Regions from separate parts of the Mus musculus genome. Here regions 2 and 3 are each linked to region 1. The links are chromatin loops, found by intact Hi-C in ENCODE. Cell type or tissue: left cerebral cortex. All regions are shown on one strand. Each heading gives the region's core, and the rest is flanking DNA. Links, peaks and the distances in the headings are about the cores only. Region 1 overlaps Tbc1d1 (TBC1 domain family, member 1). Region 2 has its middle 7.1 kb from the start of Tbc1d1. Region 3 holds the start of Pgm2 (phosphoglucomutase 2).

Region 1 (10,222 bases), core at 3,452-8,451:
ATATGTGACAGGGGAATGGGGGGACTGGCAATCTAAGCACACAGATACATTACATTCATAGGACTGTCTCACTAGAATGTCATCTAGAGGTTACCAAAGATATAAGGGTATTAAAGCTGTTATATAATAACACCTGCTTCTCAGAGACAAGTTCTTGCTTCCTGCAAAGATGGGGAAAGTTCCAAAAATAATAATGAAGTTCACAAGCTGCAGCACTGACTGCTCAAATACCATGACCAGATTGCTAACTCCAGAGAACAGGCTTTTCACAGGCTTATAGGAAGTATGGTCCTGTATGGAGAGTTCCCACCACTTAACCAACTTCTTTATCTTTGCCTAGTATGTTCATGGATGTTTACCTACAGTTCAAGGCTCTTTCTGACTCTGATCTAATGTTGAGATTTAACTTGGCACTCTTGATGCTAAAACTATACTGTATGTTCTGCCTGGAGTAAAGACATGTTTATCACATGTGACTTGCCATAATTCAGGGGAAGTCATTTAACTTCTTGCTGCATTCCACTGTCTGCCTCTGTAAGAGTACAGTGAAAATTCACTGCACCATTTCCTGAATTAAGCAAGATGAGACCACTTTAAAGTGGCTTGTATTCCGACTGATGCTACAGAAATAAGCTAAAGTTTCACTGAGTACTCCCTCCTTACTGTATGCTCAAACATTCAACAAGAGTCCTAACAAATCAACCTTGGTGGTCATGCCTATAATTTCTGCCCTTGAAGGCAGAGGTCAGAGGATCAGGAGTTCTGGGCCATCAAGGTCACCTTGAGCTAGGTACAAAACCAGAAAAGGGGATGGAGGGGACACATAAAAACAAAGGATGGGAGTCTTAAGAACTTCATAATCAACACTAAGGTATCTGAAATTCCGACTCCCTGGCTACTTCCTTGGCACAATGCCCAGGCTTTCCACAGGATTTAATTCGTAGCATCAGTACCTTCCCTTCTCCAAGCTTTCTACTACCAAACCACACCTCTTCCCCTCACTCCTCTGAGGTCCAAGCCACCAGTATCTGTTGTCTGCAGCTCTCGTCTCGTCACACTCCCCCTCATGTGGGGTTTACTTGTTCAACTGTACCTTCTCACCTATGGACCCAGCCATCTTTTTACAATAGGTGACCAGCAGCACTTGACATTTGCACACTTGAACGTGGAAGTACAATCAGTGTGTGTCCTGTGAAGGCTGGATGATGATGTGGCCTGCTGTGCCTTAACTTAGAACGCTACATGGAGAAGACTGACTTCCAGGTCTTCCGGCACAACGCCAGCTACAAAAGCAGCAGGAGCAGCGACACGGTCTTGCTGCCGAGCGGTGTCAGCATTGAGATCCCAGCCAGAACAAGTGAAGCACAGAGGCAGCTTAAAGTCTGAGTCATGCTCATCTAAAGGAATGAGTCTCAAACCACACACTACACACCCCAGTAGGTAGTAATATCAATTTAGTGGCTTGCCAGGAGCATCTTAAAAATAAATGAGCAGAAATAACAGTGTATGCAGCCCATTATCCAGAGAGTGCTTTCATTTTAACTCATTTTCATTTTGTGTGGGAGGGCTATGTGTATTTGCAAACTATGTCAAATGTTAAATGTCTTTCTTATTGTTGGCGAGGATCTGAAGCCTTTGAAAACTTCAAGTCTAGGACAGAGCTTTGGTGAGGGGCTGGGGCTCATAAGCTTCCTTGTTCTTACATCAGAGCATGCTGACAATATGGAGGAAGGCTGCCTCCTGACTGGCAGTCATAGGGTTAAATAAACCAGGTCCCGTCACGTGTAAATGACCCTGGAACAAGATAGAAAGCAAGGGGACAAGTAGGTGTGTCACCACAGAAGGCGGTCGGGCAATGCATCATACCTGTGTCCTGCGGCAGACCACGGGGCAAGGCTTGGCTGCTTATTCAAACAAAACAATCATGTTTTCTCACGGTCATGGGATCAGCTACAGGCCACAGTCTCAGGAATTTCTGCTGCACAATTCCCTGAATTCACAACCCCCTCCCCACCTTTGAAGCTGTCTCAATCTTTTATTATTACAAACTCTACTTTGGATAAGAAGCCCATGGTTGTTACAGATCAGGTCTCATCTGTCTAAAAATATGATCTTGATTCTCTGTTTATAGCAATAGTTATTGGCCTTTTTATTTAAAACTTTTCACACAGCTTGCCCTCTACTTGTAGAGAAGTCTGGAAGCACTAAGTGTTTTATGACTAGAGGGGCATGGGCTTTTTTGTCCTGATAGCTGTGTAGAGTCAAGATGGGCAGGCCTGTTGGCTGCATCTTCAGGGGACCACTGAAAGAAACATGCTTACTTTGCTGGTGTTACTTAGAGTACTAGAAGTGGAGCTGTCCAGATCCACACTGGCGGAATGGTCCTGCAGGCCTCTGGCTTTATTACCCTACGAAGAGAAAAGGCAGTTGAGCCACAGCCCCAAAGTCATCAGCATCTGGAAGCAGCCTGGCCTTGTTAAATAAGCCCGGAAAATAAACTCACTGACAAGCACAGCTCAGCACAACCCTGCACTAACCATCACATTTCTGTCATCATTTTAAGAATCATACCAACCTAGATGATCCACAGAGCCCCATGGATCAGTCATTTGCTGGGGACAACAGACAGCAAGGTGGCCTAATACATCTATCATGATCCCCAAAGCACACTCAATAGCTCCTTCCTGAGTCATGGGCGATCATAACTGGCCACCTGGATGTCACTCAATCAACCTGCATCCCTCTGGGAACTCTCAAAGGCAAGCCCTTTCAGTCTTGGTTTATAATTGGATTGCTTTGAATTATCTCAAAGGATTTAGAAAAAAATCTCAGCAATAGCATTTCATGAAGTCATCTTTAACTGACTAAAGTTTATGTTTCAGAGGGAACATGCTCTAACATCTGGAAGAGCTATGACAAAATAGGGTAAGCTCCAGAGATGTGATTCCTTAACATAAAATCAAGTTTTGATTTGTTAGAAGCAACATAAGGCTGTTCACACTCATAGGGTAGGAGGAAGCTTTCCTAAGGAACTCCAGGTGACACTCAGGGTACTTGGATCTTCTTAGAGAGCCCTACATTGGCACATTTTTTGGTCTTGAAAGCAAGTGTCTAATAAACATCTTACCATCTGTAAGTCATGTGGCCTCTGTGACAAGTATTCAATTTTGTACAAACGTAGCCTTAGATAACAGGTAACTGAATGAATGACACTGTGTAAATTAATTAATTTACGAAAACAAAGAGGTTCATAGGATTTGGCCCATGGGTCAAATATTTCATGAATCTGCTTCCAGGGAGTTCCAAATACCCAACGAAAGGAGCTGACAGGATAGTTTTTCAAGTTGTCCTTAGGGACACCAGGGAAATAGGACCTACATCTGGCATGCATAATCCATGTCCTTTATAGGAACTGTATAAATAATAACACTCTTGGGAGCAGGAAATCCCATGGGATAGACCAAAAAGAGGAGTGTAAGTTCCCAGCACTTGGGAGCCCTAGGCACTCAGATTGGGAGTGTGAAGTCAGGGTATGCTAAATAGCGTGACACTACTTCAATAAATAAATCCATCTAGATAATAAAAATAAATAACATCTAGATAATAATTGCTTTAAGTCTGATGAAACATAAAATATAGTTGACTCTGCTTTAGAAATGATTCAACCTCAGTGAGAAGAAAGGGTGCCACTTACCCGGGACAGAATGCTCTCTAGGGACTCTGTTAAGGACCTCTTTGCTCTGTTCTTCAGCGAATCTAACCTGAACCGGCTAGCACTGGGTGGCAGGTCACTCCCAATATTCTCTGCTGCCACCTGTAGTGTCTAGAAAAGAAAAACAAGGAAAAGTTAAGTCCATTAAAATTTCTACCCTTTGGTGCACAGGAGGGAATGGCCTGTGGGGCCCCATCCTCTTGAAAGCCTTGGGCCCCATGTGCTCCTTAGCAACACGCCTGCAAGTTTCGTGCACATTCTACTCCCCCAGATAAAATGAGAAAATGTGCTCAGACCTAATCAGCCAGCTCGCTCAGGCTACTGAATCAGAAACCTGCGATGTCCTAACTGTGGCCTTGTTTTCTAACTGAGCCTAGATTTCTTCCCTAGTAAACTGGGAGTACCATAGTCCAATCAGATCACTGTGCTACGAGACTACAACAGGTGGGGATATGGCAAGCACCGAACATAGGATCTGGGACAAAACCTACTTTGACAACCTTTTAAAATAAAGCAGTATCTTACCTAGGGGGGCATTTGAGAGACTAAGTTAAAAATTAAATTTATCAACTGAATCCATCCTTCCCATATCTTTTTATAATTCCTCTCCTTTATCCTCTCCCCCTTCCGGTCTTTCTCCTATGAAAGCAGTCTGCTTTTTCTCAGCTATGCTAACACTGAGCCAGAGCACAGTGGAACCCCACAGGCACTGAATACGTGATGCTCCTGTTAGCAAGGAAGTATGTTTCCAAGAAGTTACGCCCCAATCTGAGCACACCTGCTCACACGGACCTTCACTGACGGCTCTGTCTGCTAGAAAGGAAAGACAAGCAGATTCTCCATTGCTCTAAACACCAGCACACTCTCTGCAGTAGGCAAGCACACAGAACGTATAGAGACTAACACAAATACCTCTGCCATACTTAAGTCTGGCCAAGTTAGCACCCCCAGACACTGAGGGGTGAGAGGAGCAGGGTGCTCTGGAACTGTCAGGTCCTCAGCTGTGTGGCACAGCCAGTGCACTCCCTGATGCCCCTCGGTCCCCCACCTGTAGACGGAACTGTCTTCCCAGATATGCCATGACCTTTAAATGAATGAATAGTCATTCCAACACAGAACAGAGTGTCTACTCACGTCTGTCACTTATCATGGCTGCTACCTACGTTCTGGCTTCTGCCCCTAGGGGAAACTGTTACTCTTTACTGGAATCTCCCGACCACCAGTACCACCCACCATGGCAAGCACTCTCTTGAATTTGGTGCTTATATTAATTCATATTTTGTATTTTAATTTACATCTATTCATAAAACATATGCTGCCTCACATGTACATAACCACCTAAGGAATAGATGCCACTATTAGTGTGGCCACTATCAAAGTCAGCATGAAGATTCGTCAAAACTCTAGAAAGAGAACTACCACGTGACCCAGGCAGGCCACTCTTGGCTGTGTACTCACAGGATTCTAAGCCAGCATACACAGAGCCACCTTCACATCCATGTTTACTGCAGTGCTAGTCAAATTAGCAAGGAACAGAATCAGCTTAGATGCCCATCAATAAATGAATGAATAAAGCAAATGTGGTGCAGGCATACAACAGAGTTTCATTCGGCCACATAAACGAACAAAATTATGCCATCTGAAGGAAATGGATGGAACTAGAGATAAACATGGTAACTGAAATAAGCCAGACTTAGAAGAACAAATGTCACTTTTTCTCTCATATGTGAAATCTCGATTTAAATAACACACACACACACACACACACACACACTGTCATACCACACCACACAAGTCTTTCTGCAATTATCTTTCTTCTCCCAATATTGTTTTAAATATTTATTCATGCTCAAAAATGCTTCTGGCTGACTCCCTTCAGCCAGAGTACAGTCTAAGTGCATTGTATAACAAACCTATTCCTGGCCCTGCTACTAAGTATTATTTACTCCATTTTCCGACTTTTAGGATGGAGGCTGCAGTGAACTCTCTTGTACATAGCTCCTGAAGCACTCACATAAAAGGTTTTGCAAGGGAAATAATGGGGACAACACTGCTGGGTCACAGGGTCTAAGCACCACAGCGACAGCAGGCATCCTCAAGTTTCTCTCCTGAGATGCTTCCAGGTCATAGCCATGGCACTGGGGCACAAGAGAATGCCTTTTCAGGACACCTGCAGCGTTCTTACACTTCTGCCAAATGATGGATACAGACCGCTCTCTGACTGTGGCCTAATTCCTACTGCTAGGACACATTTAAAACATGTCTTAACTACTCCAAGACTCTATGTCTTCTGTGAGATAATGTAATCTCAATTCAAAGGGCAAAAGCAACAAAGACCAGCTTCTCCCACGTGCTGTGGCTCCGAAATGTCTCTCGCCATCTTTAAACACAACCAACCGTCCCTCATTTTCTCCAGCTGTGCAACAATGAAAAGGAAGCCTATGGGGAGGAGGAGGCTCTCTAGCTTCTGTGTCTAAGTAAGCAGCCCCATAAGGGGCCCCCCGGGTCAGAGGGCGCTCACCTGCTTTGGCTCCCCAGTGTGGCTGTGCTCTTTTTGCTTCTCTTCATATAAGCACCTCAGAAAAGAAATAATTAATTCATTCTCTCGCTGCTCGTTTCTTGGTCTCAATTTCTTTTGGGGGGAAAAAGATCAGAAACATAAACATTACATTTCTTTTCTTATTGTCGACAAAACTGCAGTGTGCTAACAACCTCCACCCAGGAACGAGTGCTTTTCTTCCATGACCTCACTAGGGGGCACCAGTCACCCTAAGAGTGCAGGCAACTGTTTAACCGAACGGAGGGCAGAGCTAACTGGGCCGTATTTAGGAGTCATCTTCGATGTCCTTTTACCCAAGATAAAAATTTTAACGTCAAATAGTGGGGGTCAAAATAGTTAATAAATAAACAGCTTTTAAAAAGAGATAAAACAAAATCTATGTAAACACCCAGAGTCAAGTCATAATGGTTACACATTTATAAGCTCTTAAGACTGGGGATCTAGAAAGGAACTCGTCAATTGGATCCAGGGTCAAGCTGTTACGGGGTGAGTGCTCCCGTCATGTGGCCCGTGTGTCCCTGTGAAGCAGACACTTTGATGAACACGTGTATGCCAAGTTCTCAGTCGTCCTCCCACGCCCTCCTCTCCCCTCCTCCTCTGTCTCTGTCCCTCCCTTTCTACCCTCTCTCTGGTCCTTTAGCTCTCCTTTTTTAAATTCACAAGGACGTTTAATTTGCCAGCAGTGGCAAGGCACACTGCTTAACAAATGAGAACATGCAGGTTTTAGTTACCACTCATCCCACCTAGCCATAGTGGTTCACAAAATACTGTGGGCTCTCCCCTCCACCTTCCAAATCTTTGCATTTGAATTATCAGCCACAGGGTATTTTCAGAAGTCATCTAATTCAACACATTCCTTTCTGTGAATGAAAATAAAACCAATTGCCCAAATCACCCCAGAGAGACACAGAGTTCCTGGCCATCCGCCTTGTTCTTCTCTAACTCCAGACTGTGGCCTGCCCTTGAACAGGTCAGGAATGACGAGCGGACGGATCAGCTACACACGCAGCAGAGTCTGTGTCAGTGCCACCACTGGCTAATTTCTTCCCAGCTAACGAAGGGACATTGGCGTTATCCTTAGAGTCACAAGCATTAACGATAAGGAAAGCTTAATCCAGAATTCTGATAATCCAGCCTTCCGGAAAAGGTCATTTGGAATTGCAAGTTTTAAAGGTTGATAAGATGCCTCAGCGGATAAAGGCACTCACTGCCAACCATCTGACCTCAGTCTGATCACGGGAACTATGCAGTGCAACTCTGAGTGCTCGTGCACACACATACCAACAACAGAGATCCAGAGAGAGGGGGTCAAAACTTCAAACTGACAGAAAAATGAAGTAACAAGCAGGCATGGGGAAGTACTGCAGGAGCCAGGAGACCCCCAACGAACTCATTAACCACCCCAGGCAATGGCTGCAGCGCAGCAGAAATGCATTATCTGTGGTGTCACAGAGTCAAGAAATAAATACTTCCTCAGAATCTTTTTGAAGTATGGCGACGCTACCCTCCCACTGCATTCAAGAAGATCAGGGATGTGTCGCCACCCTAAAATCTCTCCTGTGGTTCACCATTCTCTACAGTGGCTAAACCACTACTTCTTTCAGTTTTTATTCACATCCATTAATCAGAGTGACAATCACAAAAATGATTATGAATCAAGTTGAGTAGCATCACTTTGTGGTCAATAATTTGTTCACAGTCAGAGGTGCCAGAAGCTGGTATGGCAGTTACCAGGGGCAGTGATATCTAGGACAGTGACAGGTGCATTCAGCAGCAGAGAAAAGGCTCCATGCTCACCCTCAGTGCTGACCGAAATGGTGCATACAGCATCCACTTGTGTGCTTTTCTATAAATGTGTTATATGTCCATTTAAACAATCAAAACAGCCAAGCTGCTTGGGAAAAGTACTGAAAGTTAGTTTCTCAACCTTGTTTCCCCAAGGGTCCTCTAGAGTACCATAAAAGCAACAGAGAAACCTCTGACACTGATAGTGAGGATGCAAACACTGAGAAAGCTTAAGAAGGGATAAGACGCTGCAAGGACACCAGGTAGGCCTTGCTTTGCTGTGAGAATGCCAGGTAAGCTGCGCTTTGCTTGAATACCACGCTAAGGATTTAACTAAAGACTTGGAGCCATTGTTTTTACTATCACTGTTGCAATGTCAGCTTGAAGGCAGATATTTCTGCTGAAGATGGCTAGTACAATCTGGGGCACTTAAAAAGATTAGGACAAGCCGGGCGTTGGTGGCGCACGCCTTTAAACCCAGCACTCAGGAGGCAGAGGCAGGCGGATTTCTGAGTTTGAGGCCAGCCTGATCTACAGAGTGAGTTCCAGGACAGCCAGGGCTACACAGAGAAACCCTGCCTCAAAAAAAAAAAAACAAAACAAAACAAAAAAACAAACAAACAAACAAAACAAAGACGATTAGGACAGCAGGAGAAGAGAGCAGGACCCTGGATGTCCCTGCCACAGGTGACCCCTGCTCATGTTTGAAATATTCTGTCAAGCACCTTGTAAATAAAATGGTAGTTGTGTGGTGTCCTGAGGTCTTTCAGGTGAGGACAGGCTAACACCCCAGAGCCCGTCCGCTATTGAGTACTCTGAGGGTTCAAGGTCAGCCACCATCATCTCCAGCACATTTGCCTAGTTATTAAAGCTTTCTCCTAAAAAAACACTTAGTATGATACGCATCATTACTAACGACACAGTATGCATCATTGTTAATGGTAATTACATTGGCTTTATAATAATTGACCTTTGGGAGAGCTTTTCAGAAATAAATTGCCCTCCAGGAAAGATTACATCACATTTTTATATGACCTTTTTGACCTATGTGAATTTTCAAATACGTTAGTAGGGACAGTCACTGATAAGTGACCAAGACTAGAAAAACCATGAAAGCCATTCAGGAAGACCATCAACATGCCATCATGGAAGATCAAATATGTATCTCTCAAAAAAGCCTACGTCTGCATCGGTGGAAGGTAAAGGATGAGCTGGGTTTTCTCAGCCAGTGAACAACATGACTGCTTCTGCTCTTCAGAGCCATCAGAATCTAGAGCTGCGGAGAGCACTAACTTGCACTCTGCAATAGCATCACAATAGCTCTGCTTTTCAAGTACACTTTTATTATGTGCTGTTTTCCCATGTCTCTGCTCACAGACGAGAGGGGTCATGTCCATTAGACTCCTTGCTACTGCAGGAGGACATCAAACAGCCTGTTTGCAGTGCAGGAGGGTTTTGGGAACTGCCTTCCTAAGGCACCGCCCCTCTGCTCAGGGAAAGCTACGTGGTGCTGTCTACATCAAAGTGAAAACCATTAGGGAAGGGAGGTGCATCTTCCCTGCCTGCCTGCCTGCCTGCCAGGAAGATGCTCTCGAGTGACCTGGTAGCACCGTGGCCTAAGTGGGTTCACACTGATGGCCTTGGCTGCAGTTGCAATGCATTAAGAATAAGAAGCAAAGCACAGGCAAATAAAACAACCCTCAAGGCCATCTGCTAAATGAAAACAACCACCACAAAATCTTCCTATTCTTTCTACAAATGTATGCCAAGCCTACAGAACAAGGGAACTGAAGAACTTTAGTGAGAACAGAAAGAAAGCTGAGCCTTTTCATCCCCTCCCTCACAGGGATGAGAACAAAGGCATGGCTACCTGCTTGTCTGGTTTAGTTGGCCCCTAACTGTGGAACTTGACAAGGCACTAGTGGGCACACACAACACACACACATGCACACACGCAAAGACGTATTAATTCTTTGTCTTACTGCACTTGCCAAAACCCCACAAAAATGGCTCCAGGTTCTGGCAGACATGAAATCCGTGTTGAGCTCCCTCCTGACAAGCAGGCCTTAGGCAGGCCTGACACTGTGGCCTGGTTTCCCCAGATGCAGCAGCTTCAAGCATGGTAAAAGCAGACTTCCAGGTCTAACGCATGCAGCTCATGTGTG
Region 2 (10,222 bases), core at 2,700-7,699, 120 kb after region 1:
CAGCCTGCCTGCCTCACCCTTTGGGTTCCAGCAGCTCAGGAAGAAATAGTAAAATCTCTAGATCAAGGCTGGCATGTGGGGTTTGCAGAGTTAAAGACTGTCAAACAGGAAGAGAAATCTGTAGTCTCACTGTGAGCAGTGCCAGCCAAGCTCTGGGCACCCACCTGCACCCGTTCTTGTTATAGGAAGGAAGTGGCTCCTCCTCCTGAGGCACAGGAGTTCCAACAGAGCCCCTAAGGCCATCTCTAAGGGGTTGAGACTGAAGTGCAGCAGCAGAGTTCCCTCTGGGCTATGGGATGACATTGGGCTGGTTGACTCTGTGTGTGTGTGTGTGTGTGTGTGTGTGTGTGTGTGTGTGTGTAGCTCTTCCCCACAGGGGCTCCTAGATGGCCTTAGTGACCCAGAGGTCCCTGGATAGACTGTCTTGCTGGCTTGATGGATAAAAGCCACCTCTATCAGCCATGGATGCTGCTCGGTTGCCTTTAGACAATCTCTTCACTTGCCTCCCTGCCCCCAGAACCTCTGAGTACAGCATTCTTTTTAGGACTCCCTCTAGAGAGTCATTCCTATGCTCCAAATTTAGTCACTTGCAGTATAATTAATTATTTATTGGCAAATACTAGCAATATTAATACCAGCTCTAAGATAGCTGTAAGCTCCAGAAAAATAAAACTTACCTTTCCAGTAGAAAGCCCAGAGACAAAGAAAACAGAGGCCACTTGGCTTTTAAAACGTAAAAGGAGCACTTTTAAATCTAGTCTTTGGCTAATGTAGAAAGAAGACCTTTAAATGACAGGGGCCAGGGATGTGGCTCGTTCAGATTGCATGCCTAAGCTGTGTGAAGAGCTGGCTTTGACACCCACATAGACCAAGGGTGGTTGCTGGAATCTAGCAAAACAGAAGTAGAGGCAGGAAGGCAAGGAGTTTGAGGGACGCCTGGGCCATAGGAGACTCTGTCCCCAAAACAATAATATTTAAAACAAAATAACAGAAGATTTTCCTTTTTGAGACAGGGTTTTACTACGGAGTCTAAACTGTCCTCAAACTTGAAATCCTCTTGCTTCAGCCCTGGAGTGCTGGGATTACAGATGTACACCAAACCTGGCTATTACTAAATCTATTATATAGGTATTTAAAATGTTTATATTCCTGAGGAAATCAAATCCTAATTATTGCCACAATAAATGTATACTTAGTTTCAAAATGTTCACGTTAAGGTAAGAGTTCACAATAAATGTATACTTAGTTTCAAAATGTGCACGTTAAGGTAAGAGTTCTTAATCAATGGTCCCTTTCCAAAAGTGGTCTCAGTAAAAACAAAAGCAAAGACGGCACTGGATAGAATCCTAGGTTGACAAAATGGTTCTCATGGCCTGCTGGTAGCTTTCTGGACACAGAGGTGGCCAGGCTCCTGAGCAAGTCCATGGTCAGTGGGTAAACATAGGAGACTGGAAGGAGGCAGCTTCCCAGCTGACTGACTTGTCACCCTGCCAGTGCCAGCTTAAGGTTCGCTTCTGAAGAGAAACCCAGGTCATAGCCTTCCATCTTAATTAGCTACCAGAGCCATCCTTCATGACAGGAAAACAGATTAAAATCAAGAGCAAAGCCATACCCACTGACCTGCCTCGATGTGGTTCGTTGAATTTACTTTCTGAAAGGTCCAGGAATGACAAACTGTGTTGTAAAAAGTTAAACAGAGCAGGCAGATTTTGAATTTCAGCGACTCGGGTAAACCGAAGTCTGACTGACTGCGTGAAGAACTGGGATTTGCTAAGGATGGGGCAACATAAATCTATGTGGAGTGAAAACAGACAGAATGTACACTCCAGCCCGGGTACAGGGCTTCTGGGAAGTGTCTGATCTCCTTTTATGGACAAAGCAGATAAAACTCTTGCGAGCTAGCTCCACTTCCCTTTTCAGCAGCCTCTCCCGGCTCTACGCGCATGCTCTGTGCATCTCTCTGATACTATCCAGCCTTCGTGTGGAGTTCCCACTCCTTATCTGAGCACATTATGAGAGTGAGCAGGAAACACAAGACAGTGCACAGGACAGGAAACATATGGGACGGGTGGCACACCATCCTTCATTATGAAAGTTTGCATTCAGCTAAGCTCAACAAGACTCTTTTTGTGAGTTCTCGCAGCTAATCAATTTATTTCACCCAAAGTGGGTAAGCTGAATAAACTTTCCACCCTGCAGGATCCCCTTCATCTTAGCCTGTGTGTCATCCTGCTGCTTCCGGAGAAATCTCAGCTGGAATGCAGTAGCTGGCTAAATAGCAGCTTCCTGTGCCCGGCCTCACTGTCTTTAGTCTATTCTCAACACAGTGTTGAAGAATCTGTTAAAGTACCAGTTGGGTCACCCATGGCTCCTTAAACTTCCCAGTGTAGAAGTCAAATAATGGTAACATAATAATTATTAATAATTAATGTATCATAAAATAATAACTAATTACTGTTATAATTATTGAATAAAAAAGAAATGGCATTACTGCTCTTAGGTACAGTGAAGGAGAAAGGTTATTATAGATGAAAGGGCATAGCTGGAGGCAGGGACATCTGGGAGAGTCCAGAGTGGACATGACCAGACTGAGCTGGGCCACGTGGGAGAGGTGAGAGGGGAAGGGGAAGGAGAGGGGAGGGAGGTGCAGCAGCCAGAAAGCCGAAGGGACATAAAAGAGCAGGTAACCAAAATGTCTAGATTATATATGGAAGAGCCTCTAGGGAAAAGACAGTCCAGTGTCTGGGCTGGAATGTTCAGGGTAAAGGGTGGGGTATGTCACCCATACCCTGAAACAAGTAGGACCTGAGGGATGCTGGGAAAACCTGGAAACTAGGCCTGCTTTGATGTGTTAAAAAGGCACCTCAGCCTTTTGTCCTTTGACACTTAACAATTATTATATTGTGATGACATCTCTTCCCCTTCTGTGCCCCACTCTCTCCCTGGTACTTCATCACCTGCTCCCAGGCCTCATTGACTCCGCTTCAGCAACACCGACCTTGTCACTCACAGCTACAGGCATATGACTGCATCAGGGCCCTTCCCGCTGCCCAGGGTGACCTGCCCTCGGGTGTCTCTGCTGTCCTCTACTTACTCTCATTCTTCAGTACTTCACATTGTATCATCTCTAGAAGGCCTTTCGGATCAATTTTTGAAAACGGAGGTATTGTTGAGCATACACACACACACACACACACACACACACACACACACTTCTTTCTATCTTTATTGCCCTTCATTTCTCTAGTGCCTTTGCCCACTCCTATGTTGTACTGGTGAAGTGTCTATCTCATTTGTCATCTGTCTTTCCCCAGGAGCAAAGGAGGTTGTTGCAGTTTCTGCTGTGTTTCCAAGGCCTATACTAGATGTCAGTACATAGTGGGCACTCAATAGCTATATGCTGAATGAGAGAATGGATGGAAATAAGTCATGATGCGGCTGGAGAGATGGCACAGCCGTTAATAGCACATTGTGCTCTTCCAGAGGACCAGAGTTTGATTCACAGCCACCTACCTACCTGTAACTCCAGCTCCAGGAAATCCAGACACCTGCATACACTGGCATGCATCCACATATGTGTGTGCACATGTATACACACACAAACACACATGTAATAAAAAGTAATCATTAAAAAAATTATGAGCGGGGCGTGGTGGTGCACGCCTTTCCTCCCAGCACTTGGGAGGCAGAGGCAGGTGGATTTCTGAGTTTGAGGCCAGCCTGGACTACAAAGTGAGTCCCAGGACAACCAGGGCTACAGAGAAACCCTGTCTCAAAAAATAAACAAACAAAAAAATTATTATACATGGTTTTAGAGAGTTCACTGACTCTTTCTAGGACCTTGAACCTCATCAAGATTCCAGCTGGGCTGAGATGTCTGCCTGCCCCAGGGGAGCTGCAAGGTTAGCTATCAACACAAGGCCTAATTTCCAGAGACAATGAAAAGTCACTGAGCCCTCTCCTGGAAGCAAGGTTTGTCAAAGGTTTGTTTGACACAATATGATTTCACAGACCCGCATAAAAAGACACACAGTCCTGATGGTCCCCTATGTTAGAAACAAACAAAAATCTCAGTGTCGCACAAAAGACACACAGTAAAAGTTGTCTCGTGACTCTTGTAAAAAGAAAGTGACAGCCACAGACAGGACTAGCAAGGACACAGGGGCCAAAATGTCTCTCCCAGTTTTTTACCTCTGACCTAGGTAGCAATTGCATCTCATGCCCTAAGTGGGAGGATGAGTTCACAGTCTGATACAACTGGCCAAACAGTGCAGAGGCAGAGAAGGAAGGTTCAGGATATGTGAGACCTTGTAGGGCTAAATAGCTTTGATAAGACAAAAAGAAAAATTATCACACCAAGAATATTGATCCCCTAAAATCCAGACAGAGGCTGACCAGCCTATAACCTATGAAAACTAAAATATTTAGCAAGTGGTCTTTAGGAAAACATCAACTGAATTAGAAAAGTTTCAGGAGCTATAGATGATGCTACATCTGTATCTACCTGATGATTCCATGTATCACTTGAGCAGACAGCACAAGGATGTGGAGATTGCTCACCAATCCATCTCTTCTGGTTGAGAAGGCCTTCCAAGACCTTGGTGGAACTGACCTGTGAGTTTAGGGGTCTCTGTAAATGGTAGCTCCTTCTTCACTATTTCTCTAAGTTGACCCACATTCCCTGAGCCCAGAAATTCATCCTACAGGATATACTTAGAAACAGCTAAAGGAGAAGGGCTGAGTGTCTCCAGCTCAGCTTGAAGCTGAAGGAAATTACTGAGTCATGAAACTAACTCCCACCATAAGGCTGTTGCACAATAAGAATTATTATGTAGTAGATGTCATCCAAAGGAGGCTATCTACAACACAACTCTTCGCTATGTGCTGGTCAAGGGAACCCTGGTTCTATAGAACCTAACATCACAGCCCAGCCAGAGCCCAGATGGACCAGGACTACTGGTAATATGGAAGACTGTTAGGAAAGCCAATGCAATAACCAGACCCTCCATGTTTCTTATTAGCAAAACAAACAAGGCAAGTCTGTGAAATAGCATGCTTAAAACCCAGCAACTTAGAAGGCAGTAGTAATAGGGCTAGAGGAAAAAGAGTTAAACTCAAAGGCAAAATTAGTCTTGCAGCTATTTTAAAATGGCAACTTCCCCCCTGCCTTCTTCTGCCTTAGATAACTCCCTTAAATTCTCTAAGCTTACAGAACAAGGGCAAGGGGCACCTCATCCACACCCCTGGGGTCTACTGAAAGGAATAGAGAAGATGAGACAGAGAAATGACAAAGGTCTGTACTCAGTGGAGACAGTATACATGTTCTGGCGAGATGAGCATTTGGGCTAGGTGGAGCTAGATACCACGTGACGCAGGCTGGTGTCTTTTGTCTCCTTTCTGTGCATTTATTACTTATTCATTCCCTCATCTCTGACAGCCACCTCTCAAAAATGATCAAAAAAATTTTTTTTTTAAAGATTTATTTATTTATTATATGTAAGTACACTGTAGCTGTCTTCAGACACTCCAGAAGAGGGCGTCAGATCTCATTACAGGTGGTTGTGAGCCACCATGTGGTTGCTGGGATTTGAACTCTGGACCTTCGGAAGAGCAGTCGGGTGCTCTTACCCACTGAGCCATCTCACCAGCCCCCTGATCAAAAAATTTATGTTAAATGCATTCAAGACAACAGGAATATGTATCTGTTTACACTCATAAGGACACATGTGCATACACACCTCTCTCTCTCTTTCTCTCTCTCTCTCTCACACATACACACACACACACACACAAGAAATCAGATGGAAGAAAGAAAAGCCTATTATTTGATATGGAACAAAGCAGTACATTAGAAACAAGTTTTCTTTGGGTTTCTGAGCCAATAAAATTTCTCCAATACCTGGAATTAACAAAGGAGTCCTATCGAGCAGTTTTCTGTTTTAAACCAAGTAAAGACAATGAAAACTAAAATAGGAGAAAACTCAAATCTCACCATTGACTGCCACCACAATTTTACAAAATAAGTAAACTGTTAATATCTCTAAAGTAGGAAGGCTGTCAGCTCAGAATACAGGGCTGTCTCGGTCTGTCTGTTTGTCTTTTACGGATGGCAATTATTACCAGATGGCAATGGCTTAGAAAGAACCACTTTGAATCGTTGCCTCGATTCACAAAATGACCCGTGTCCTGTCTAGCTTTATGTCAACTTGACACAAGCTAGAGTCATCTGAAAGGAAGAACTTCAACTGAAAAAAAAAAAGTCTCTGTAAGATTAGGTTAAAGGAAAACCTGTTGGGCATTTTCTTAATCAACGATTGATGAGGGAGGACCCAGCCTAATATGGGTGGTGTCATCCCTGGATTGATGACCCTGGGTTCTATTAGAAAGCAAGCTGAGCAAGCCATGAGCAAGCCAGTAGGTAGCACTGGACCCTTCCCCTCATGGCCTCTGCATCAGTCCCTGCCTCCAGGTTCCTGCCCTGCTTGAGCTCCTGTCCTGACTTCCTTTAATGATCAAAAGTGCTATGGAAGTGCAAGCCAAATAAACCCTTCCCTTTCCATCTTGCTTTTGTTCATGATGTTTTGTCACAGCAATAGAAACCCTAACAAGAAAACCTGAACTCACACCAAATCTGCCTGGAGTCTACCTGGCTGCCAGCCAGTTGCTCAGAGAAAGTCTTTCTAGAAGGGGGCTAAGAGAAACTTTCTCTGGCTTCTCCTTACAATACATTATGTAAAGTATTTAATGACAATAACATCCCAAGATGGGCTATAATCTCCTGACAAAAGAAAACGGGACACAGTTGGGGTAAATGCTCCTCACTTGTTAGAATTAATATAATAACACACACACACACACACACACACACACACACACACACACACACACACAGAGAGAGAGAGAGAGAGAGAGAGAGAGAGAGAGTTCTATATAGCCCTGGCTGGCCTATCACTATGTAGACCAGGCTGACCTCAAATTCACAGCAATTCTGCCTCTGCCTCCAGACTGCTGGTATTAAAGTTGTTCACTATCACACCTGGCCTAATTCTTGCTATCTACTAGTTATTTAATACTGTTTTGTTCTGTTGTTTTGTTTTGTTTTGTTTTGAGACAGTCTCAATTTATAGTTTAGGCTGGCCTTGAATTCTTGATCCTCCCAAATGCTGACATTATAGATATATATACCAGCTCCCCTGTTTGTTATATGTATGTATTTTCCCATGCTGACAATGCAGGGAAAGACTCTTAAGTTGTAATAAGAACTGCTACACATAACTTGTAAATGCCTTGCATTTCATTGCAGTTCACTGAATGAATCCTTGGAGTCTATACACAGATCTGTTAAGAACGTCTGATGTTAAAAACTCTTTAAAGTCTGTGACAGCATTTAACAAATCAGTACTAAATTCTTCCTTAACGCTTCAAGATCACAGAGTGACCAAAGTCCCCCTGCTATCCACAGTCCTAGGCAGGGGAAGTGGTACCTGCCATACTGAGCGGCATCCAGCAGTCAAGGAGCACTTATTCAGCTTCCTGGATTGTATTTCACAGGACGAGGACAGAAGTCACATGGCTCACCTGATGCTGCATGTGAGGGGACAGGTAGGTCCTAGGTACTCAGCAGATTCCAGCGTGCAGCAGAGCCTGTGATGGACGGCCTTGGGACTCAGTGCTGATAGGTCTTTGCTTTCTCCCTTCTCGGAATCTTTTCGGCTTCCTCTCTTTTTCTCTCCTATCTTCCTGAAGGGAGAACAGGAAGTCAACCCAAGTGTCCATTTACCATCAGGTAAAAACTGAAATAACTCCGATCTTTTGGAAAATTAAGACTTCAGAAGTTCATCAGTTGTGCTATGTCGAATCATCCTTTCCTTTCTTAATGGTTGGGGTTCCGTCAGCCAGGGCAGGAGGGCTTAGCGAACATCAGGACATTGTTATGCCCCTCAAACCCAGGTCTCCTCAATGAGATACTATGCGGGAGCCATCCGGGGTGAGTGGTCCTATAGCGATAGTGAGTGGTCCCCTGTGAGGACTCAGAAGGTAAGTGGACATCTGTGCGGAGCAAAACAGAACAAAAGGTTTTCAACACACAAGCTAACGCCACACCTGGCTGGAAGTTTCCTGGGCTGCAAACCCAGGGAGTTGAGAAGGCTGGGCTGTGTGGCTTTGTTACTGTCCCCCTAAGTAAGACTCCTTGGTTGCTTTCCTCCGTTCCCTCCCTGTTCTTATCTGTCCTCTCCCGTGCAGAAACTCGGGGCACTGCCCACCCTCTGAAAAAGATCTGGGGGAAGAAAACCTAACCAAACAAAAACCAAAAGCCACTTCCTTCCTTATCCTACATCAAAGTGGGTCTGACAGACCCAGGGCTGGAGGTACAAGTGGAGGAAACCGGGGTGATCTGGGGGGAGAGTTCACGGGAGTATGAAGCATGAATGTCGGTGTCGGGCTTCACAAGTAATACAGAGGTAGGTGAAAGGGCAGAAAGCCGTGGGAACGTGGGAAGAAAATGGAGCCGCCATCCACAGCTGAGAACCAATCATTCCTGTACAACTAGCGAGTGCTGAGAAGACTGCTGACACAGAGACGGTATTTATTTTAAGAATGCTAAAATAACAGGAAACCAGACTTACACCTGGTGTGATGGCTATGACCTCACCCCTCTCCTGGATATTTTCTAGAACTCTCACAAATAAGGTCATTAAGCCTTGGCTTACAGTGAAGGAAGGTCTCCTGCACCCAGGTGCTCTACAGTGATCAACCGAAGCCCCGCCCACCCCTGGCCCCGCCCACACAGCGCAGGAACTATGCTAATCTCTCATTTAAACTCCTCAAGCAACTCCCCAAAGATAGTAAATTAAAAAAAAAAAAAAAAAAATTCCTGTGTGTGGCTGTTGTAAAGAACCTGATACTCACTCTTGGGTGTGTCTCACTGTTTTCCAAGTCCCTCTTTTTTTAAATTAAATCTTTATGCTTAAGATTGACATTTAAACTATCCTCTAGTAAACTCTAATTCTGCTTCTACTGGGTCATCCTGAAATTACTTTCTGCAGCTAACCCAAAAATCCCGCTTTAACTGGATGAAGAACTCTGAGAAAGAATGCTTCTTCACTTTGCTAGAGGCCTGTCTAATCCCTGGGGCCATTGACAATAAACATTCCTGCACGCAGAATGCTTGGCTACTTCTTTGTTGTCGTGTTGTGTGGTTTGGTTTGGCTTTATTGAAAATGGCTCTTTTATTCCACTACATAATATATCCTGACTATAGTCCCCCCACTTTACTTCTCCTAGTTCTTCCCCACTTCCCGTTCCATCCAGCTCCACCCCCTTTCTGTCCTTCATTATTAACCAAACAGGCTTCTAAGGGATAATACTAAAATACAATAAGATTAAAAACAAAAACTAATACATCAGAATAGGGCAAAACAACCAAACAGAAGGAAGAGAGAGCCCAAGAAAAGGTACATGAAACAGATACAGAGAGACCCATTTTGTTCACATTCTTGCTCATATATATATGGATATGGATATACATATATAGTATAAATAAAAATAAGATGAAATTTAAAACAAACCAAAGTGACATGACATTATGAGACAAAGAACCTCCAGTGATGTGACGTCATTGAGTTGCTTCTATCGGCCACCGATTGCTGGGCACTGCAACCTACAGTTACATTTGTTTCCTCAGTGAGACTCACTTGGAGAAAACTACATTTTTATTTATAGGTGGTCATCCATTAGAGATAGCTCTGGGTTAGGGACGAGGGCATGTGTCCACTCCTACTTTCAGCACTAGGACCCTGTCTGGTGCAGCCCTGGGTGTGCTGCCTCGGTCTGTGAGCTCAGGTGTCTCTGGGTTCATGTGTACATTGATCCTCTTGATTTAGAAGGCCTTGTTTTCTTGGTGTCCTCCATCCCCTTTGGCTCTTACGTTCATTCTGTTTCCTCTTCTGCAGGATTCCTTGAGCCCTGAGGGGAGAGATCTGGTGGAGGCAGCCCTTTTAGGGCTGAGTGTTCCAAGGTTTCTCACATCTGGCTGTGGGTCTCTTTATTTGCTCCCATCTGCAGCAGGAGAAAGCTTCTTTGTTGATGGTTGAGCAAAGCACTGGTCTATGAGGATAGCAAAATGTCATTAGGAGTCATATTATATTGTTATGGTTTTATTGTTGTTGTTTATTCATTTAGAACAGTAGTGCTTGGTTTTATCCCGAGTCTCTGGGCTATC
Region 3 (10,222 bases), core at 2,230-7,229, 180 kb after region 1:
GGCCAGCTGTCCCAAACTCCATCCGGGCCCCAAAGCATTTCCGCAGCTCTTCTTTATTACCTCCAGCAATGAGCTGTTTCACTGACTCAGAGGTTAAAGGGTTCTGAAAGAAAGACATGGATGTACCAGGCACAGCTTGGTTAAGAAAAAGACAGAAAATCTGCAAGGTAGACCATGCCCTCAACACACACACACACACACACACACACACACACACACACACACACACACATCTCACCTCTATGAAAAACCTGTATAAACAGAGGCTTTTGCATTTCCTGGTGTTTTTGAAATCTGAGCTAAGGAATTTGATGTAAGATGTATTCTCTGTCCTACTGAGGGAACAGTTTTAGAGAAAATGAACTAGATGCTGTTTTAGGACAGACATCTAACTCGCTCAGGGAGATCTCAGATCATTTGCTTACCAACCCCGTGCTTGAGAAGGCTAGAAAGTTTCCCAAGAACCTATTTTCCCCATCTGTAAAAGGGGAACCAGCTAGAACCTCTCTTGCATATTTTTCAAGGTTTGAAATGACTTCGTCTTGGTCTGACACTGAGTTGTGATGTTCATCTCCTTCCCTAAGGTCCTCAAACTGTTCCAGGGTGGTAGGTCAGTCAGTACAATCGAGACCGTACTTTTGTAGTGCTTTATAATTCTTACAAAGTGTTCCCTTTGTATCTGGTCGTGTTTCAATGACTCTAAGTCAGGTCAATAATAGCTGATGGTTTTGGTAGTATTTTACACTACAGAAATTGAATGGCTTGCTTAACTGCATGGTGAACATTAGCCTAGTGCTTTTTCTATTACCTTAATTGCAAACAGATAAGGACATGAATCATTTATGTACACTTGCCTTGTTTTCTTCACAGAACGATTGCTGGAGATGTGAAGATTGGAGAATTACCTAACTCCACATGGACTTTTACATTAAGAATTGAGGGAAGGCTGGAGTGAAGCACTTCTAATCGTCACTCCCCAAAATGAACACTGGGCAAGATAAGGCCCCATAATTAAACTTTGAAATGTGGTCGCCATAAAACCTTGGCTTCAATCAAGCCTATAGTTCCAGATAGTTCCAGCTTCAACAGGAACTGGGACCAACCTTTTGATTAACACTAGATTCCAACCCCAGAGAACCATCTTACCCATTACACCGGCAGGTGCCCCCAAGGCAAGGCTCAGAGCTGTCATACAAAGGGAGCACAACAAACATCTGCTGAGTGGCTGAGACAACACAGACTTCCTGGCCACACCCAATATCCAGGGCGTCTCTGAGGCCTACTGTGGATTTCAAAAGTCTTAACTGGTCTTGGATTGCTAGAAAAGACTCAGCAGCCTGAGAGAACAAAGCAAAGAGATAAAGAAAAGTCAAGAAGAGAGCAGCAGAGATAAGGGTCAGACCTGGGGGTGAAGGAAAACGGACAGAAGAGGGAGGCACAGGGGAGGGGATATAATAACCATGCAGAGAGCACAACTAGAGTCCTTGCCAGCATGGGTGGCTCTGCAACCTTTTAGCTGGTGGGAGGTCCCCTGAAGAATGAATAGGTCCTTCCCAGAGAGGCACCCATCTCCAGTTAAAGGAACTGAGAGGGGCTAAAGTCAGCTCCATCAGTTAACTGCTGGCTATGCAAGCTTTAAGACCCAAGCTCAAGTCCCCGGCATGCACTAGCCAGCCCGGCCAAGCAGAGCTCATCTGTAAATCTAATGCTGGAGGTAGACAGACTATGTATGCATAGAGTGGGTGGTTCAGACAATTTAGAATTTAGCCAATCGGCTCCTCGTTCAATGAGAGTATGCTTGGGCCAAGGAGTGGCACTATTAGGAGGCCTCGTTGGAGGAAGTGTATCACTGTGGGGGTGGGCTTTGGGGGATCTTCCTCCTAGATGCCTGGAAGACAGCTTCTGTTTGCCTGCAGAACAAGATGTAGAACTCTTAGCTCCTTCACTAGCACAGTGCCTGCCTACATGCGGCCATGCTTCCTATTATGATGATAATGGACTGAACCTCTGAAACTGTAAGCCAGCCCCAATTAAATGTCCTTTATAAGAGTTGCCTTGGTTATGGTGTCTCTTCACAGCAACAACTAACTCTACCCTAGCTAAAGCAGAATGAATGAGGAAGGTACTTTCAGCCTCTGGCCTCTCTGCACAAACATGCACCACAGGTGCCCACACAGCTACACACAAGCACATGAACACAGACACAGCCATACACCACAAAGACACACCTCGGATTGGGAAAAGAACATTGAAGCATCTCCAGAGGAGAAAAGGACAAGTTTCCACGGAGGTACCGTGGACATCCAAGACAGATTCCATGTTCTACAGTAATTACATTTTCTGCTCACTTCTGAGCCCATCTGTGAAGTACCTTCTGAAGACCAATAGATCCCAGGCTCTGATGGGATCAAAGGGTCCCTCCTTTGATGGATCCATAATATGCCGGGATTATGAGGAGGTGACAAATGGTGGGAACTGGGAGCAAGTTGGAGAATCGAGGATACTGGGACTTGTCACAGGATGGTATATTTCCTCAATGGCCTCTTCCTGTATTCCCCCTTTCTCTGCTCCTTAGCCAACAGCTCTGCTACTCCTTTCTACCATGAAGGATAAGAGCATCTCAGAGTGTGAGCAGAGCAGTTCTTTCCCGCCCCTTCAGTCTCTGTCAGACACTTAGTCAAGTGGTACAAGAGCCCAATAACACACACAAGACTTCTTAGCTGAGGTGTTAGGACAGCTACACAATGCAAGTTATTAAGTGATCAGAAATGGAAACAGTTTCCTCCCCTTAAACATCCTGGAATGCTTTATGTTTCCAGGAAAAAAAAAATCCACAACAAAGCAAAACAAAACCTCCCATGAGGCGCTAGCACTGCCATCCTGTTTCCAGGATGGCCTGACTATTCATTTTCTAGGTGTGAGCGAGCAAAGGCCTCTGCTGAGCCTTCCAGCCTCTATCCAGTCACCAAATGTTTCAGGGACCAACTATAGACATGCAGTACGGCACTACGGTACTACGGTACTATAGACCACGGAAAGCAGCAGAGACACACAGCACCAGCTACATAATTTTCAGGGGGGGCCAGTGCACAATTAGAACGAAAGACTCCGTGTTTAACAATAGAGAATCTCAAAGTAGTGCTTTAAAATACGGCTTGGGCCCTTCCCTGAGTACAGGTTCAGTGGATCTGCGTGGGTCTCACCTCCTGAAGTCAGCCCTGGATACCGACAAATTTTAAACAAACAAGCCTGTAAGGGATTGTCTTTCAATTCCAGGAAGAGCAGGGAACCAAAGGCCTGGGCTGTCTAGAGAGAGAGTTTGAGTTGCACTTGGGAGACAGGAAAGATCCGCTAAGTTCACACAGGAAAAACGACAAGAGAAATAAAGTCAGCAGAACACCGGCAAGAGGAACATTGCGGGAAAGCAACAGGACACGCGAAAGCACAGGTCAGAGAGAACTTGTAGAGGGCAAAGGAAGTGATGTCCGGAGCTGGCCGACTGACTAAGACATTACAGGGGAAAGGCGCAGCTGGGGCCAAAGCGTTCCCTGTCACCTTCCCAGTGGAGTGTATGTTCTCTGGAAAACTCCCTGTCAGCCTGGCCCATCAGGGACCCGGTAGTATCCATGAAATCAGAAAAGGTGGTCTGGACTGTGGAGAAGTCCAGGTCCCGGGAAAGGCGGGACAGAGCGGATTCTGAATGGATGAAGATGCTCAGCCCATCACAGAACCTCAAAAACCTTCTCGTGCGTGGACTACCCCGGGTCCCAGGCCCGCTACATTCACTCTCCACCCCACTCCCCGCCCCCCAGCTCGCTCCTCTACCGGGTCTAGCAGCCGGGCGAGCCACACAGCTGTCTCCAGTCCCGCAACAGCTTATGCCGAGCAGGCACCGTGTGGCGAGGCAGGGAAGGAAAGAAGGAAGCTGGGCCCGGCTCCCTGCCGGACAAGCCACGGCGCCCGAGAACCGAAGAGCCGGAGATCGGCCCTTACCTGGTCCCAACGCAGCCACTGCGCGGTCTCCTGGTCCAGTCGCGCGTCCATACCCAAGCCACTGCCTTCCGGAGCCGGTGTCTCTGTCGGTGTCGCCGCCGCCATCCCGCAGCAGTCACAACCGGGCGGAGGAGGCCGGGTCACCCTTCTGGAGGGGCGGGGAGAGGGCGGGGAAAGAGGCGTAGTCAGAGAGCCGGAGGGAAGAGGACGTGCAGCAGCCCCGCCCGGTTCCAGACTCGCCATTAGTGGGTGTGCTTCCCGGAGGGCCAGGCAATTGGGGAGTGCTTTGTTGTTAGGAGAGCTGGAGGCTCGCCTTACTCTAGTCTCCTAGGCCCTACATACCCAGGGTCCTCCAGCAAACATCAAGTATGCATTTGGTGCCCATCACACCTGAGATGCTAGTCTGACTGCGCTGGGAAGCAGAGCACATTGGCGCAGGCCAGTAGCCACATGGCAGAGGCAGGCAGGTCTCTGTGAGTTAGAGGCCAATCTGATCTACATAGTGAACTCTAGACTAACTAGGGGTACATAGGGAGATCCTATCTCAAAATGTAAATTAAATTAGAGAATAGCAGAGGGGGAAACAAATCTTGAAAAAGAAGAGCCAAGTGGGAAATAAATCAAATAGACCAACGAGCCAGAAATGAGATAACACTTGCAAAGACAGTTTATGTCAGAAGAGCAACCGGAAGGACGAGTTGTAATTTCAAGGCACCGGGTCAACTGGATTTTCACACTAGAAAATGTAAAAAGAATGTCGACTCATCCGCCTGAGGTCGCCACACACAAACGAGAATTCCAGGTCAGCTGGGTGATGTATGTGCACACCTGGCTGGGCACGGGGAAGCACAAGCAAGAATGGTTCTGAGCCGCACATGATGCCTTCCTCGCTCCTGCAGTCCCGACTGTTGGGACTGTTGTGAGTTCAGGGCCTGGCCTACAAAGTGAGTTCCAGTTCACCGTGGGTTCCAGTGTGAGATCTCGTCTCAACAAGCAAACAAACAAACAAACAACCCTAAAACGAAAGAAAAAACAATTAAACAAAAAAAATCCAAAGCAGTTAAGAGCACGGGTTGTTCTTCCAGAGCACCTAAGTTTGATTATCAGCACTAGCATGGCTGCTCAGGATGGTCTGAAACTCCAGTTCCAGGGGATCCTGCATCCTTTTCAGACCTCCATTGTCATATATATCCATGGTGCATAGACATGTATGCAGGCAAAATACAAACATACACACACACACACACACATACACACACACAACTTTTTAAAAGGTTTCTAGCAGATTTAGTCGCAAAAAGCTCCAACCATACACATCCAGATTGCCAACAATAGAATGGATAAATATGTAGTGGTATATTCATTCTAAATCATATACATAAATGATGATCGATAAGCCATGAGTTACACAGCCCAGTGAGAATGAAGAACTGTATACAACTTCATGGATGTAGCTCACAACCATCCCATAGAGTGAAAGAATTCAGACCTCTGACAGACATTGGGTCTGACAGACACTGACTAAGAAAAGCACAAAGAAAGAAAACAAATCAGTATTTTCCAGAACTGGATATGGGGATTCACTGCAAAGGTCACTGGGGGTTAAGGGAAGCGACTCTGGGTTTGTGATTTCCTGGATCCAGGTGCTCGTCAAAACTTAGAACCATGGTTACCAGCTATAAGTTATGTCTCAATTTTGAAATTTTAAAAAACTACATTTATCTACGGTGTGTGTGTGTGTGTGTGTGTGTGTGTGTGTGTGTGTGTGCTGTGCCATACATATGGAAATACAAGGATAACTTTAGGAAGTCATTTCTCTTCTTCCACCATAGAGGTCCTAGGGATCGAATTCAGGTTGTCAAGCTTGGTGGCAAGTGCCTTTTGTTGCAGGATATTTAATCATACTCTGAACTCTGAGCTTAAGTTGTTTACTGGAGAAACCTGTTTCTAGTTGTGGTGTGACTCAGTTTTAGCACACACCTTTACACCTTTAACCCCTCTGGCTGGGATACAGACACAACCCTAGTGCTCACCTTTAATCCCAAACAGTGAAGGTAAGGTTAGTTTGTAGAAGGAAGCACCCATGTTTGAAAGTGATGTCTAGTTGAGTGGCAGACAAAGTGATGAATCAGAGAAAGACTTGACAGAACAGAAGAGAGGAAAGAGAGGCTACTTAGGAGAGAACAGTGCAGAGAGAGAAGGGAGAGGGCAGGCTTACTAGGACAGTTATAGAGACAGGTTGTAGAGAGAGGGAGAACAAACTACACACAGGCAAAGACGGAGTTAGTCAACGAGAAAGAGCCACATGACAACAGAGTGTCAGTTAGTATGAGGCCAAGCCAAGCAAAAAGTCAGAGGCTGAGAGAGATGCCAGATTGAATCAGTCAACTTGAAGAGGAGTTTAAGCCAGAACAGCTGAGTCCAACCAGCCAGCTAGAGTTCAGACAGAGTGAGGAGGAGAGATCTTATTCAGCAGCAAGTCTCAGAGGCTGAAAACATTCTAGGCCTAGATAAGACTGTACAGAGGCTAGAAGCTTCCAGAACTGGGCCTAGGTTAGCAGACAGACAGGAGGCAGTAAGTCTCAGAGATGACAATTACACCAGGCAAATAAAAGATACTTTTACAGCCGTTACTTGCCAAGCCATCTCACTGGTTCATATTTCAATTTAAAAAATTGTTAACATACAAACTACAGGAGAGTTAATCTATGGACATTAGGGGACTGGTTATATTTGGGAAGGAGGAGTTTTGTGTCTGTTCTGCCCTTCTTCCCCACCACAGGAATCAATCAGGGCCTTGCTTGTGCTAGCCAAGCACTGAGCCACATCCTCAGTTCCAGGCCCTCTCTCTCCACCTTTTATTGGTTTTCTTTGAGACTGGGTTGCCAAAGCTTGTCTAAATTGGTCTTAAATTGCCTATAGTTGTAACTAAGGCTGGCTTGAAATTTATGATCCTCCTGCCTCAGCCTCCTAGAGTAGCTGAGACTATTGATATGTGCCATCGTCCCTTGCTTGGACCAGCTACTTCATGAGCTGGATGGAGATAATACACACACACACACACACACACACACACACACACACACACACACACGTTACTTGATAGTGCTATAGTCTTTTTGTTGGTTGCTTGGTTTGGTTTTGGGTCTCCTGTAGCCCATAGTCAACTCAATATGTAGCCAAGCACAGCCTTAAACACCTGATACTCCTGTCTCTAACTCCTAACTGCTGGGATTATAGGCATACACCAGCATACAAAGCTACAGTCTTAAGAGTTGTAGGTTTTCTTTGTGGGTTTTTTTTTTATTTTGGTTTTCTTTTTAGGTATGTATGTATGTATGTATGTATGTATGTATTTATTTATTTAATGTATGTGAGTACACTGTAGCTGTCTTCAGACACACCAGAAGAGGGCAACAGACCCCATTACAGATGGTCGTGAGCCACCATGTGGTTGCTGGGAATTGAACTCTGGAAGAGCACTCAGTCACTTAACCATTTGCTGAGCCATCTCTCCAGCCCTTCTTTGTGTTCTATTGCAGTATTAGATAAAAGCACACATATTAGGGTATACGGTATGTGTACAAAGGAACTAACACATAGTTACTAAGTTACAGCAAAGCTGGCAGGGAAGTGAGGGAAGTCTGGAGGGTGAGGATTATCCAGGCCTCTGGGGTCAGGAGGCTTCCTTGAGTACTCACAGTTTATGGAGAGACAAGAAAGGGGAGGTGGCTGACCTTGGGCATGGCAGTCTGGCAAATGCATTTTAAACAGAATGCGATCCTGTCTGTGAACCAAAAGGCTGAGGGGTGGAAGCAGAGGAGAAGAAGGATGCTGTCTTAGGTTTCTGTGGCTATAGTTGAATATATACTGGAGATATATACATATATATATATGCTGGATATCTATAAATAAAGGGTTTCTTTCACTAGTGGATCTGGAAACCAGGAAGACCATTATCTTACGAGCTTTTGGGAAATATGTAGAAATCATAGCAAGAAGTCAGCTTTGCTTTCCCTGCTGTCATTTCTAGTATCTCCTTCTCCCTGCGACATCCACGCTATGACAGAGGTTGTAAGGGGCAGAGTCAGACCTAGTTGGTCTCACTCACTTTTGTTTGTCTTTCCAATGCCACAGCACAGTTCACGCCCTGTCTGTGTACTTTGCTGCCTTCTGCCACGATGTCGGTGAGGTGTTTCCCAATAATGAAAGCCCAGTGCATCAGAGATCGTATTGGCCAGTCTGTGATGGGCAACATGCTGGCTAATTGGATGTTTACTTGACACAGGTTAGAATCATCTGGAAGGTGGGAACTCCAACTGAGGAACTGCCTCTGTCGGATCCGCTCTATGGGCAAATCTGTAGAGCATTTTCTTAGTTAGCGATTGATGGGTGAGGGCTCAGCTCATTATGGATAGGATCACTCCTGCTCTGACAGTCCTGGATTCTGTAGGAAAGCAGGCTGAGCAAGCCATGAGAAGCAAGCCAGAAAGCAGAACTCCTCCATAACCTGTGCATCAGGTCCTGCCTCCAGGTTCTTGCCCTGTTTGAGATCCTGTCCTGACTTCCTTCAGTGATGGACTCGAGGTGGAGGTGGAAGCCAAATAAACCCCTTCCTCCACAGCTTGCTTTGGTCATGGTCTGTCGATTACAGCAATAGAAACACTAACAAAGACACCCGGGGTTACTGCAGCTAAATCCCTGCTGGGTCAAAAAAACAAAAAAAGGAGGGGGGGGGTGTTGGCATCGTACAGAGAGTGGTAGCAAAATGGGTGTTTCCATACCTTTTATTGTATCAGGAATTATGGACCCCTGGTGACAGCCAATAAGAACTATTTTTAACTTCATCAGCCACACCAAGAATCTCAATATTTCTCCATAGAACCAAGAAAAGAAAGCACATAATGTGTTCACGCGGAGAGGAACTTTGAACAAGGGCATCACCAAATCATAGCAATTCTTCTCCCTCGTTGGGAAGAGTGCCAAGTTCTTAAGAGCTGCGCTGAAAAATCAACGCGCAATAACAGAATCCACCATTCCCACCCACTTCCTGTGTAAAGTGGAAAATAGTCTCTTGGACTATGTTGGGGGTGGGGGTCTCTCCAAGTAGAAACCCTCTTGGGGTGTCTTTAAGAAACATACTGACACGGGAGGTCTTTACGTCCGGCCAGTGATACCACAGTGACCTAACGTGGTTGATTTCTCACAGGTATCTTGTGGGTCCCCCACCCCCATGGGTGGTTGTTCACCAGTCAGTCTTGGATGTGTCAGAGCTGGGCAGCAGCATCTCCAGAGGCAGTGAGTCGTGCGTGTATAAGCATCCTGGGAGACTGTGTTAGAGGACACTTGTCTAATGAAATAGATGGGCTAGATTATACAGCTTGAGTCAGGTAGGAAGGAAAGGAAAAGGACAAGGGAGGAAATGTTGCGGTGGGGACAGGGACCTTCCAAGCATATCAGCTAGATTAGCTGACTGCCTGTTACATGGTTTCCGAGAAACCAATTCTTTGTCAGGGAAAAGTTTAACTGCCTTTATCATGTTGCCGTCTTTGACTCTATGGAGTTAAGTAGGCCCAAGCCTGATTTGGTTAGGGGGGCAGCCTGACTCCTGCTATCTTCTCTGAGAAACTTCTGGGCTATGGGCAGCCCTCTTCTGCCTCTCATCTGGCACAGTACCCAGCAATGATCATGTGACACCCAGGGAGAATCCTGTTGAACAGTTTATCGGACCAGAAACAGCACCATGGCGGTTTGAATGAGAATGACCCTCATAGGCTCAGACACATAATTCTTGGTTCCCAGTTCATGGCATTGTTTGGGTAGGTTTTGGTGTGGCCTTGCCGGAGGAGGTATGTTACTGGGGTGGGATTTGAGGTTTAAAAAGCCGGAGATATTCTCACAGTTCTCTTTCTGCTTCATGGTTCTGGGGATGTGAGCTCTCAGATTGGGACTCTAGCCACTGTGCCTGCTTCCAGCATAGACTCTAACTCTCTGGAAAAGAAAGCCTACATGAGCTCTTCTGTAAATTGTTTTGGTCATGGTGTTTTTCTCAAAACAACAGAAAAGTGAATAATTTAGGTACCTAGGGAAGATCTCTCATCTCAAGCATTTTAGATAAGGAAATGAAAAGGAGAAAAAATTTGAGTCTGTCTTTAATACTCACAGAACCCATATTCCCACACCGATTCCCCCAATTTTCTAAACAGTTATCTAACACAACCATAAAAAC

What was found. A loop is a pair of places that touch in the nucleus more often than their neighbours do. Peaks named below come from ENCODE experiments on the same cell type or tissue, not always from the same donor. Only the 100,000 strongest peaks of a DNase experiment are listed, where the experiment ranks them.
Region 2: a loop joins it to region 1, with 2.4 times the contacts of the local background. A loop is called at or near these places in 2 of 42 quality-filtered maps.
Region 3: it touches region 1 in a loop (2.2-fold over the local background); 9 of 42 quality-filtered maps call a loop at or near these places.

What each region holds. Positions count from the first base shown.
Region 1 is chr5:64,271,517-64,281,738 of GRCm38, reverse strand. It overlaps Tbc1d1 (TBC1 domain family, member 1), which reads right to left. Exons shown (of 22, transcript NM_001310611.1): 8 at 6,234-6,344; 9 at 3,695-3,823; 10 at 2,322-2,408. Among named protein-coding and RNA genes, the nearest start is that of Gm38634, 19 kb to the right of the region's middle. In left cerebral cortex, for the core only: a CTCF peak has its summit at 6,460 (motif pointing right); DNase peaks (open chromatin) are centred at 6,469 and 6,806.
Region 2 is chr5:64,148,068-64,158,289 of GRCm38, reverse strand. It overlaps a transcript of Tbc1d1 not described here. Among named protein-coding and RNA genes, the nearest start is that of Tbc1d1, 7.1 kb to the left of the region's middle. In left cerebral cortex, for the core only: no CTCF peak of the experiment used is centred there; a DNase peak (open chromatin) is centred at 4,755.
Region 3 is chr5:64,086,860-64,097,081 of GRCm38, reverse strand. It overlaps Pgm2 (phosphoglucomutase 2), which reads right to left and starts at 4,143. Exons shown (of 14, transcript NM_025700.3): 1 at 3,994-4,143; 2 at 1-103. The coding sequence starts at 4,098. In left cerebral cortex, for the core only: no CTCF peak of the experiment used is centred there; a DNase peak (open chromatin) is centred at 4,175; H3K4me3 peaks cover 2,321 bases; H3K27ac peaks cover 1,080 bases.